Regions from separate parts of the Homo sapiens genome. Here all the other regions are linked to region 1. A link is a contact called in ENCODE Hi-C or POLR2A ChIA-PET data. All regions are on one chromosome and are shown on one strand. Each heading gives the region's core, a stretch centred on a gene start or an enhancer-like site at or near the end of the contact. The rest is flanking DNA. Distances are from core to core; before and after follow the strand shown. Region 1 holds the start of PMVK (phosphomevalonate kinase). Region 2 holds the start of RPS27 (ribosomal protein S27). Region 3 overlaps TPM3 (tropomyosin 3). Region 4 holds the start of IL6R (interleukin 6 receptor).

What was found. A loop is a pair of places that touch in the nucleus more often than their neighbours do. ChIA-PET counts read pairs that join two places held with the same protein, here RNA polymerase II (POLR2A). Pooled maps may share reads with other maps.
Region 2: a pooled map shows a loop between it and region 1 (9-fold over the local background). The contact joins the promoter of RPS27 here to the promoter of PMVK in region 1. A Hi-C loop is called at or near these places in 5 of 50 pooled maps. POLR2A ChIA-PET finds 5 or more read pairs at or near these places in 2 of 52 experiments (activated CD4-positive, alpha-beta T cell and activated T-cell).
Region 3: a pooled map shows a loop between it and region 1 (5-fold over the local background). The contact joins the enhancer-like site here to the promoter of PMVK in region 1. A Hi-C loop is called at or near these places in 2 of 37 single-sample maps with no recorded cell type and 7 of 50 pooled maps. POLR2A ChIA-PET finds 5 or more read pairs at or near these places in 1 of 52 experiments (OCI-LY7).
Region 4: a pooled map shows a loop between it and region 1 (12-fold over the local background). The contact joins the promoter of IL6R here to the promoter of PMVK in region 1. A Hi-C loop is called at or near these places in 10 of 37 single-sample maps with no recorded cell type and 17 of 50 pooled maps. POLR2A ChIA-PET finds 5 or more read pairs at or near these places in 2 of 52 experiments (CD4-positive, alpha-beta T cell and MCF 10A).

Annotation. Positions count from the first base shown.
Region 1 is chr1:154,935,350-154,938,152 of GRCh38, forward strand. It overlaps PMVK (phosphomevalonate kinase), which reads right to left and starts at 1,370. Exons shown (of 5, transcript NM_006556.4): 1 at 1,242-1,370. The coding sequence starts at 1,336. RefSeq lists a silencer at 820-919 and enhancers at 876-1,818, 1,640-1,839, 1,819-2,760.
Region 2 is chr1:153,989,209-153,992,011 of GRCh38, forward strand. RPS27 (ribosomal protein S27) reads left to right here and starts at 1,554. Exons shown (of 4, transcript NM_001030.6): 1 at 1,554-1,594; 2 at 1,907-2,015; 3 at 2,358-2,468. The coding sequence starts at 1,589. It also overlaps a transcript of RAB13 not described here. RefSeq lists enhancers at 1,279-2,478, 1,435-1,794, 1,492-2,472.
Region 3 is chr1:154,184,875-154,187,677 of GRCh38, forward strand. The region is part of intron 2 of TPM3 (tropomyosin 3); the gene reads right to left. Among named protein-coding and RNA genes, the nearest start is that of TPM3, 5.8 kb to the right of the region's middle. Within about 2 kb of position 1,402, at least 3 of the 41 ENCODE cell types and tissues checked have a DNase peak (open chromatin) inside an H3K27ac peak, as active enhancers do.
Region 4 is chr1:154,403,934-154,406,736 of GRCh38, forward strand. IL6R (interleukin 6 receptor) reads left to right here and starts at 1,410. Exons shown (of 10, transcript NM_000565.4): 1 at 1,410-1,781. The coding sequence starts at 1,697. It overlaps IL6R-AS1 (IL6R antisense RNA 1), which reads right to left and starts at 2,631. Exons shown (of 2, transcript NR_147855.1): 1 at 2,506-2,631; 2 at 1-24. RefSeq lists silencers at 1,215-1,344, 1,545-1,694 and an enhancer at 1,934-2,540.

The sequences.
Region 1 (2,803 bases), core at 120-2,619:
CCCCACCACACTGGCCTTCAAGAGGAGAGGAGCCCCACTTTCTCCCCAACCTCTGCTCTCCTAGCCCAGGTCTCAGCAAAATGCTCCTGCACAGAAGATCTTGCTTTGACAGAAAACACTGTGCAAAAGGTATTATTATTTGGGGAGGCAGCCAGATAAAACAGAAAGAAACCAGTCCTTGGCGCAAGATAAAGTTGAATTTGTTTGGGTTTTTTTTCTTTTTGTTTCAATTATATATTAATTGCTGAGATGCCCATCATGAACCACAAAGCTGAATTTGAATCCTGGATTTGCCACTTACTTTGTGACCAGCAAGGGTTTTTTGTTGTTAACTTCGTATGTTATTTTATTTTATTTTACTTCGAGACAGGGTCTCAGGCTCTGCTGCAAGGACTGGAGGACAGTAGCATGATTACAATTCACTGTAGCCCCCAGGTTCAAGCGATCCTCCCACCTCAGCCTCCTGAGTAGCTTGGACTAGAGGTGCTCGCCATCGCACTAGGCTAACTTTTCCATTTTTTTGTAGAGACTAGGGTCTTACTGTGTTGCCCAGGCTGGTCTCCACTACTGGGCTCTCAAGCCATCCTCGCACCTCTGTCTCCCAAAGTGCTGGGGTGACAGACATGACCACCACACCCGGCCTGTTTAACTTTTTAAGAGCCTCAGTTTCTTCACCTGTGAAATGGAGATGCTAATAATGGCACACAGTACCTAACAAAGAGGTGAAGAGGGTTTTTTGTTTTGTTTTTTTAAGACAGGGTCTCGCTCTGTCGCCCAGGCTGGAGTGCAGTGGCCAATCTCGCCTCACTGCAACCTCCGCCTCCCGGGCTCAAGCGATTCTTCTACCTCAGGCTCCTGAATAGCTGGGACCACAGGCACGCGTCACCACGCCCAGCTACTTTTTGGATTTTTCGTAGAGGCGGGGTCTCGCCATGTTGCCCAGGCTGGTATCCAACGCCTGGTATATAGAAAGTGCCTTCGTAGGAACCATTATTAATGCTTCTCAGAGAGACCTGCAGCTGAAGGTCTTTGGAGAGGTGGTCACCTGCTTCTTTGAGGCTCGCCTGTGTAGACTACTGTTTTATGTAATGGTGGCATTCCACCTTCCCCAGCCCAGTGCTCCTCCTGCCTTGCAAACGGACGACCCGTACTCCAAAGCTCACTCCGTGACACCCAAAAGCACTCCTCGTGTCACGTGATGCGGAGAGCTCCCCCTTCCACCTTTCCCGCCTCACGGACACCTGCTCTGCAGCGCCTCGGTCACGAAGTCCTTCCCGGATTTCCTCTTGCCGCTGAACAGCAGTACCAGCCGCGGGGCGCCTCCCAGCGGGGCCATGGGGCCGCCACGCCTCGCGATGCCTGAAGCTGACACTTCTCCCTACCCCTAAAATCGGGACACCGCGCGGAATGGACGCGGCCACTAAGCGGAGCGGCAACAAGGAACAATCGCGCCCCTCCTCGCCGTAGCTGCGAACAGGGCTGACCGCCCGCGACCGTGCCCTCAGCTCATGTCCAAACAGATATGGGGAGAAAAGGGTGAGACACGCGGAGAGAAAGGCGGTTCCTTCACAGAGCAGCCTCCCCTCGTGAAGCTCCCCCACCCGAACTCACTTAGAACAGTCCAGCCCCGCCCAGAACCTTCGCTCACAGCCTGGCCTGCTTAACTGACACCCGGGGAGGAACCGGACGCGACTACCTTCCTCCGAGGGGGGTGACGTCTGAAATTTCCTGAGGTGAACCCCATGTTCCCTTCCGCGCAGCCCTAAAACTTTAGGAAAAAAAATCTCTGGAGTGAGATCACGTTGGAGACGTTTTGGAAACTGCCCTTTTGCCTGTGCGTTATAGTACATGTGCCACAGCAAATCTGCGCGCGCCCCAGAGTGGGAATGGGTCTTCCTGGGGGCGTAAGGCAGCCCTGACGCGAGCGGCGTGTCTGGCCACGTCATGTCGGGGGAGGAGCAGAATCGCGCACACGATATTTCATTGTCAAGCAGATTTTATAACCCGAGACGTCACTAAGATGTGGCCCTTTAAGCCCGGCGAGAAACCTTTGATTGCTTTTCTAGCCGCAGCCTCCGGCCCAAAGGTTTTCGGAAGCAAACGGCGTGGGTGACATCAATAGTAAGGGAGCGTTGAATCCCTAGATGAGATTGCCTGGTTTCATCCGAAGTCTGGCTCCCAGCCAGAAGTTTGAGAGGCAGGATAAGAATAATCTGTCCTTTCCCTGCATCCCCGGTTCTGCCTCTTCCCGCAGTAGGTGACGGGTTGCCCCAGCTGAGTACGTCGAGTTGTTTTTGGCTATGACTTGCCGTCCTGCATTTTTCTGAGCATGTCAGAACAGAGCCTGCAACTCATTACTGCCTCCACTAGAGAAAAAGTGTAGTGTGGAGACTTAGGGAGAAACCATTAATTTCCTGAATGTTGAAAAGAGGCACAGGAGAGTGGTCAGATGCAAAAAGAACAGACTTAAGGAGGTGGTTTTTTGTTTTTTGGGGTTTTTTTTGTTTTTTTTCAGCAACCCAGAAAACACTGCACTCATCAACGCCCTAGAAGGCAGCACAGAGTGGATTTTCAGTCCCAGCTTGGACACTTAGCAAGTCACTCTGAGTTTACCACTGATAAGGCCCACTTCCCAGGGTTATAATAAGAAAGGAATGAAGAAAATATATGACAAGGTACAATAAAATACTTTGTAAGTTCTCAAGTATCATCCAGATGTAAGGGGTTGTTATTTATTCTTAGCACTTCGTCATTCAACACAGAATCAGATTTTCCAGCTCATCTTCAATAAACATGTATTTGG
Region 2 (2,803 bases), core at 304-2,803, 950 kb before region 1:
GGCCTGAGCCACCGCGACCGGCAAAGAAAAAATTATTATTATTATTATTATTATTATTTGAGACGGAGTCTCGCTCTGTCGCCCAGGCTGCAGTGCAGCGGCGCGATCTCCGCTCACTGCAAGCTCCGCCTCCCGGGTTCACGCCATTCTCCTGTCTCAGCCTCCCGAGTAGCTGGGACTACAGGCGCCCGCCACCGCGCCCGGCTAATTTTTTGTATTTTTAGTAGAGGCGGGGTTTCACCGTGCTAGCCAGGATGGTCTCGATCTCCTAACCTCGTGATCCACCCGCCTCGGCCTCCCAAAGTGCTGGGATTACAGGCGTGAGCCACGGCGCCCGGGCAAGAAAAAATTATTCAAGGGAGTCTCTCTCGAGCCTATTCTGGCTGCCTATAAAAAATTAAAGGCCGGACGCGGTGTCTCACGCCTGTATTCTCAGCACTTTGGGAGACCGAGGCAGGTGGATCACGTGAGGTCGGGAGTTCAATACCAGCTTGGCCAACATGGTGAAACCCCGTCTCTACTAAAAATACAAAATTAGCCGGGCATGGTGCCGCATGCCTGTAATCCCAGCTACTCGGGAGGCTGAGGCAGGAGAATCGCTTGAACGCGGGAGGCGGAGGTTGTGGTGAGCCGAGATGGCGCCATCACACTACAGCCTGGGCAACAAGAGCAAAACTGTGTCTAAAAAAAAAATAAAAATAAAAATAAAAAAAAAGAAGGCATCTTTCACTTATCCCCATCACCTTCCGTGTCCATGCTTGTCCCTTCTCAAGCTAAACTATTCAATCTCTTTTTGTCCATTCTCTCACCTCTCATTATCTCCTTGAGTCTTCCCTATTTCTTTTCACTGACCAAACCATGTCTCCCCTGTTTATTTATTTATTTAAGACAGAGTCTTGTTCTGTCACCCAGGCTGGAGTGGATCTCGGCTCACTGTACTTCCGCCTCCCAGGTTCATGCGATTCTCCTGCCTCAGCCTCCAGAGTAGCTGGGATTACAGGCACACGCCACCACGCCTGGCTAATTTTCGTATTTTTAGTAGAGACGGGGTTTCACTATGTTGGCCAGGCTGGTCTTGAACTGCTGACCTCAGGTGATCCACCCGCCTTGGCCTCCCTAAGTGCTGGGATTACAGGCATGAGCCACTGCGCCCGGCCTAAACTGTTAAATTAAACCAATAGAAAAAGAGTTAAGAATATAGGTATTTAAAAAATAGGACGGAAGTCCTGGATATGGCTCCTTCTCCCTGGTGTTTTCCTCAACCTTTCCTATTTATTAGGCTCCAACTGTCAAGGTATGGCACAAAATTTTAAAAGTGTCCATTTATCCCTGGATAGTGATCAAACGCTGACCTCAAATTAGCAAGGTAACCCTCTCAACATGGTGACGCATATGTGTCACAACTAACAGTTAAAGACCTTCCGAAAATGGCAGCTCCCTTGTCTCCCCACTGCGGCGGATCAAAGTAAGACGTTCCAAACATGGTGGCACAAGATCCTTGCGTCATTTCCTGTAGTGTGCTCTATATAAGGGGCAGGATTTCCGCTTTCGCTCCTTTCCGGCGGTGACGACCTACGCACACGAGAACATGCCTGTGAGTGCTTTGGTCCAGGTTTCGGCGGAGATCTCGCTGTTCTGTCCGAACTCTCCCCTCACGCTGATTTCGGATCGTAGAGGGTCCTCATTTACCCTCTGCACTTCTTAGGACATTAACTCCAGGGACCGCAGCGGCCCACGGGCCACCCGCATAGACGGGAGCGGAGAGGAGATAAGATGGCGGCCCAGCTGCGCAGACACCAGGGGCGGCGAGGGGCGAGCTCTCCCCGGTGTGTGACAGTGGGGGCTATTTTCGACCATCCCATTTTCGCTGTTGGTTTCTAAATCTCTGCATTTCTGTCCCTCTTAGCTCGCAAAGGATCTCCTTCATCCCTCTCCAGAAGAGGAGAAGAGGAAACACAAGAAGAAACGCCTGGTGCAGAGCCCCAATTCCTACTTCATGGATGTGAAATGCCCAGGTGAGGAGACGGCTTGCTGTAGTGGGGAAAGCACTGGACCTCAACAGTTGGAAAATGTTGTAGTGTTAGCTGTCTCGTATCCTTGAAGCTGTGCAGCAGCTTCAGTTTCTTCGCCTGTGGAAAATATTTTCCCTGATACTCTTAAAATTTGAATGTATGAGACTGGCAAAGTTTTGCATCTTAGGAGGAGTGATTCATTTCACCGTGATCTCTCATCACATTTCACATACAACCCCTACGTTTTTTTGTGTTGGGAAACAATGTAATGGATGATGAGTTGGGCATAAGTGCAGGAAAGACGGGTGTAATAGAGGAAAAAAATGTTATCTGCTTTTCTTTCAGGATGCTATAAAATCACCACGGTCTTTAGCCATGCACAAACGGTAGTTTTGTGTGTTGGCTGCTCCACTGTCCTCTGCCAGCCTACAGGAGGAAAAGCAAGGCTTACAGAAGGTAAATGGTTTACTAATGTGATTTGGGGCTTTGAGTTTGATTTTTAGAAATGGAAACATTTCTTAGGATTTTTCGGTCTTAACAGTGACAGGGATCATCTATAATGTAAATTTTTAGACAAGAAGTGTTGGATTTGGTTGTTTTAACTAGATACTACCAAAAGCTATGTATTAATCTCAAAGCACTACTGTCTAAAGCGGGGATAAATGGGTGATAAAAGGGCTTAAGTTGATAGGAAGTAACCAGTGATACAAATGCGCAGGTAGCTAAGAGTTGAGAAAAAAGATGTAGCTTTCTGTGGGTGGATCATCATGCATCTGCTTTTTTGGGAGAGG
Region 3 (2,803 bases), core at 152-2,651, 750 kb before region 1:
CTGCCTCCAGTCTGGGTGACAGATTGAGAGCCTGTCTCAAAAAAATAAAAAACAGACGACTGTTACTAGATCCTTCATGCAACAGCCAGACATGAGTGCCTGTAAACTGTACTATAGAATTGAGCCTCCATTCTGTTACAACTTTTACCAATTTCAATGCCACTGTACTTCCAAGTACCCCCAAGGAACTGTTTATGAGTTAGAAACTTCCCTTTGGCCAGATGTGGTGGCTCATGCCTGTAATCCCAGCACTTTGGGAGGCCACGGCGGGCAGATCACCTGAGGTCAGGAGTTTGAGACCAGCCTGGCCAACATGGCAAAACCCCGTCTCTACTAAAAATGCAAAAATTAGCCGGGTGTGGTGGTGCACACCTGTAGTTCCAGCTATTCAGGGAGGCTGAGGCAAGAGAATTGCTTAAATCCAGGAGGCAGAGGTTGCAGTGAGCTGAGATGGTGCCACTCTACTCCAGCCCGGGTGACAGAGTGAGACTCTGTATCAAAAAAAAAAAAAAAAAAATGGCAAAACAGACCAGGCGCAGTGGCTCACACCTGTAATCCCAGCACTTTGGGAGGCTGAGGCAGGTGGATCACGAGGTCAGGAGTTCAAGACCAGCCTGGCCAAGATGGTGAAACCCTGTCTCTACTAAAAACCACAAAAACAAGCAAACAAACAAACAAACAAAAAACTAGCCAGGTGCAGTAGCAGGCGCCTGTAATCCCAGCCACTCGGGAGGCTGAGGCAGGAGAATTGCTTGAACCCAGAAGGCAGAAGTTGCAGTGAGCCGAGATCGCGCCACTGCACTCCAGCCTGGGTGACAGAGTGAGACACAGTCTGAAAAAAAAAAAAAGAAAAACAACAAAAAAAGAAACTTTCCCTACAGGCACTGCCATGCAGGATTTCTGGAAGCACAATAGTAAAGAGACTTGAGAACGTTATCTTCCCTCTTATTTCTTTGTATTCCTCCCACCTTCCCAGTAGGTAATCGTGATAAATTTTTCTTCTGGGACAGCTCTCTTTTCTCCTAGAAAATTAGGATGTGGAACAGGACTTACAATGAAGAGTCCTAATCCCTGAAAGGAATAGTAGGCAAGACAGTTGCTGCCCTCAATGTCTAGTTCTAAGAATGCTCCCTGCAGAGCCTCTGTTTTCCTATCACCTTTTGGAAATACCGAGCAATGAGACTATTCAGAAGAAACAACTTGGATAGATAATAATTTTCTCAATAGAGTAACCTGCACACTGATTTTTCCCCCAGAAATTAGGAAGGAAGATCAGGGTTCTGACTCTTAATAGACTCTACCCTGATGGCCTAAGAATTTTTCTAACTTGCTTTGTAGAAGTCTGATCAAGATGTGGCAGAAGTGACACTTTGTCATCTGGGTGCTGCTCAGCAGGGGGCACTATTGTACCTCCCTGTGCCCTGGTAAAGCAGCAGAAGACCTCATCCTAGCCAAACCAAGAGGGTATTGAGAGCACCACTGCATTTCTGAGACTGGTAGATTTGAGCAGATAATCTCCTCTTAATGCAGTCAAACAGATGGACTGACTCATGATAGCCTTTAGAAGCACAATGGATAGACAGCAAGGGGCCCAGTGCTATTGTGTTCCTAGTAACCAGCAATACAATATATCAACAGGTGTATATGTCCATCGTTGTCCCTTCTCTCCCCATCCTTCCTGCCACCTGTCCCTAAAAAATGGTGTTATGACTCTATGTCCTAACAATGCACTCCTCTTTCCCTTTGTTTCTCCCTAAACAGCATCTGATTTCATCTTGGATTAAAATGATCTTAGATGTGGTTGCACAACAATGTAAATATGCTACTACTGAATTAGACATTTAAAAATGGTTAAAATGGTAAGTTTTATGTATGCGTATTTTACCACAACTTAGAAAACAAAGTTAGACAAATTTAGGGAGGAAAAAAAAGTTTGGACTCGCCTTGCCATACCCTTGCCCTTTCTTTATTCAAGCAGTCCTAGTAAATCCTGCACTTTTCAGAAAGGCTTCTCAGATAACCAGAACTGCTTGTGTAAACACGTAGTTATTGACTCCCTCCTCCTTCTCTACTGCTTATATCTACTTCAAGATAATATGCTCTGTTTACTTATTTATTAACCTCAAGGACAGAAGCTGAGCTGTTAACTTCCTTTGTATTGGACAGAGTATACTCCCTCCAAAGATGCATATATTATGCTGCTGATGACTCTTACCTTTGCTTTCTGCTTTTAACCTTGTTGGTCCTTATTCAGCACCTCTCCCAATTCCTATAAACACTGTCCTTCTTTGACCCTTTGAGGCAGGGGTCATCCAACTTTTAGGGTCTTGTGGCCAGAGAGATAAGAAAGCCAGTAGACAGTATGTACAAGAATGAGCATGACTGTGTTCCGATAAAACTTTATTTACAAAACCAGGCTGTTGCAAGATTTAACCCACAGGTGGTAGTTTGCTGACTCTAGCTTTGAGGAAAGAAACCTTTCTTCTTGCTTGCTCCTGGCCACAACCTTCCCTCTCCTGTTTCTTGTTCTTATGCATATCTCTGAGGGTACTTTCTGACTTGGGAAAGCTAACAAAGGGGAGAGGGGTTGAATGAGTATTTTTAACCCTCACTTTACATATTTAAATGGGTTTTGGTGGATTCCTATGTAAATATGAAGAAACTTCTTTCAAATGAATATACTGAGTAGACCACATCTAGGTGAGGGGTGCTATGTGTGTGTATGTGTATGTCTGTACATGTGTAAAACAGATTAAGATAGACAGAATTCATCCCCAGGAAATCCTTTTATATTCCTAATGAT
Region 4 (2,803 bases), core at 160-2,659, 530 kb before region 1:
TCTTTGATCTGGGTTAGGATTGGCCTGAAACCAAAGGTAGAAAAACACATTCTAATGAGCAGTTGCTGGTCTAGAAGCTTCTCAGCCTAAACTTTATTTCAGCATTTTTCTTTCCCTCCAGATTCAGCTATGAGGCCATCCTATCAGCTTTAGGCTCTGTGGGGGTCCTTGAGAGAGTTCCCCTCCAAGGGACGGACAGATGGTCCCCTTCAAGGTCCTTGTGGTTGCTCAAAAGCCAGGTGCTTGTTTCTTTCTTTTTTTCTCTCCTTCCTTTCCTTCCTTCCCCTCTATCCCTCCTTCCCTCCCTCCCTCCCTCCTCCCTTCCTTTTCTTTCTTTCTTTTCTTTTTTTTTTTTTCTTTCCAGACAGGGTCTCACTGTCATCCAGGCTGGAGTAGCAGCCCCCAATCACGGCTCACTGTACCCTGGATCTCCCGGACTCAAGCAATTTTCCCACCTCAGCTTCCCTAGTAGCTGGGACTATAGGTGTGTACCACCACACCCAGCTAATTTTTAAATTTTTTTATAGAAATGGGGGTCTCACTTTGTTACACAGGCTGGTCTAGAATTCCTGGACTGAAGCAATCCACCCACCCGGCTCTCCCAAAGTGTTGGGGTTACAGGCGTGAGCCACTGCCCCTGGTGTTAGTGTCTGTCTGTCAAGTCAGGAGGGCAGCCATGAACGTTCTGATGTCTACTGAGCACGTGTGGCCCAGACCGTGTGTCAGGTGTTTAGGTGCCATCCACAGAACCTTCCTAATAACCCTGGGCAGCATAGGCTTTCTTATCTCTGACAGATGAGGAAATGGAGACTCAGATTCTGAACCGAAGTCACAGACACAGTAGATGGTAGGTCTAAATGGGGACCCAGGTCTATCTGACTGCAAAGTCCAAACCGTTTCCTTGCCTCTGCTGCAGCCTGCGAGGAGCAGCTGGGCAGAAAGACTGTGCCTTTACGGTGGTGAGTCTTCCGATGCCCAAGCCTCACCCCAGACCGATGAAATCAGAATCTCTGGAGACCCGACCCAGACATTGGTGGGTTTTAGGGCTCCTGGCTGATTCCAGTGGGCAACCGGGCTACCAAGCACTGTTTTACCCTAAGGGTAAGAGGAACATCGCCTCCTCGAGGGCTCTCCAGGTGTGCCTTTCACAGCGTAATCCCGTTCACGAAACCAAAAATCAAAACTAGGCCACTGCCCACTGGTGGCTGATACGCCCTTTTCTCATCAACAGAACCGGGAGGAAGGGCTCTGGTGGGGCTGGCGGTCCCCTGTTCTCCCCGCTCAGGTGCGGCGCTGTGGCAGGAAGCCACCCCCTCGGTCGGCCGGTGCGCGGGGCTGTTGCGCCATCCGCTCCGGCTTTCGTAACCGCACCCTGGGACGGCCCAGAGACGCTCCAGCGCGAGTTCCTCAAATGTTTTCCTGCGTTGCCAGGACCGTCCGCCGCTCTGAGTCATGTGCGAGTGGGAAGTCGCACTGACACTGAGCCGGGCCAGAGGGAGAGGAGCCGAGCGCGGCGCGGGGCCGAGGGACTCGCAGTGTGTGTAGAGAGCCGGGCTCCTGCGGATGGGGGCTGCCCCCGGGGCCTGAGCCCGCCTGCCCGCCCACCGCCCCGCCCCGCCCCTGCCACCCCTGCCGCCCGGTTCCCATTAGCCTGTCCGCCTCTGCGGGACCATGGAGTGGTAGCCGAGGAGGAAGCATGCTGGCCGTCGGCTGCGCGCTGCTGGCTGCCCTGCTGGCCGCGCCGGGAGCGGCGCTGGCCCCAAGGCGCTGCCCTGCGCAGGGTAAGGGCTTCGGGCGCACCTGGAGGGCTGGGGCAGCTAGCGGCTGGGGGAAACCGCCTTGGTCACCGCAGTCTGTGGGAGGCTGGAGGGAGGAAAGGAGGTGCGACGGATCCCCTTTTCTGTGGCTGCCTTGAGGCCCCGCGGGTACCTAGCTGTGTGGTCGCGGGTAGTGGCTCTTGCGCCCCCTGCTGCGCTTGCTCCCTTGGTCCGGAGCGCTCCCCGGAATGCCCGGTGAAGCTGTGCGGGAACCCTGCGGTCTGTGTACAGGACTGTGTCCTTGCAAACCTGACTCTCGAGCTTCCTTCCCAGTGCCCCCAGGAGCCTTTACACAACCGCGTCCCAGGTTACTCTAAGGGGAGACTGCCCGAGAGGGCGCGCCCCAGCGGGGTGATGTACCCGCCTGGGGAGTCCTTTGTACCAGCGCCCCTCTTCTCCCTCTGCATTGGGGGTCCACCTCGCCTGGTCCTCCCCCCACCCCCGCGGGTGCATGTGTGGATGACAGTGCCCTGACTATGAAGGGACTGACATCACGGGCGCTGAGTCACGGATCTTCCCGCTGCACGGAGTCACTTTGGCAGCCACCAACTCTGGGAAGCCAAGTGCCCCAGTCCTGGGAATTGAGTCGGGAGGCTGGCAAGGGAGTGAGACCTCCTGGGGCTGGCACGTGCTGGACTCCCCTCTAGAAAAGAGAAGGACCCGTGAGGGAGAGGGCAGAGGCACTTACTGCTCCCGTTGACTGTAATCTGCCCCTGGCAAACCAGGCTTTTCTTGGGCTCTGGCCGCATGCCCAGCTGCGTGTCTAGTCTCTCTTCTGGAAGAGTTGGGCAACTGGCTCTCCAGAGGTTTATTTTAGGGTCCCAGTGCTTCTTTGAGGACACAGCAGAAAACTAAGGGGCAGCTGACAGGCTTCTGGAACAGCTGACAGGCTGGGGAGGCTGAAGGCTAAGACTTTCAACCACTAGATCACACTGAATTCCAGTCCTAGGTGAACACTGATCTCTCCCTTTGAGGAGGTGACTTTC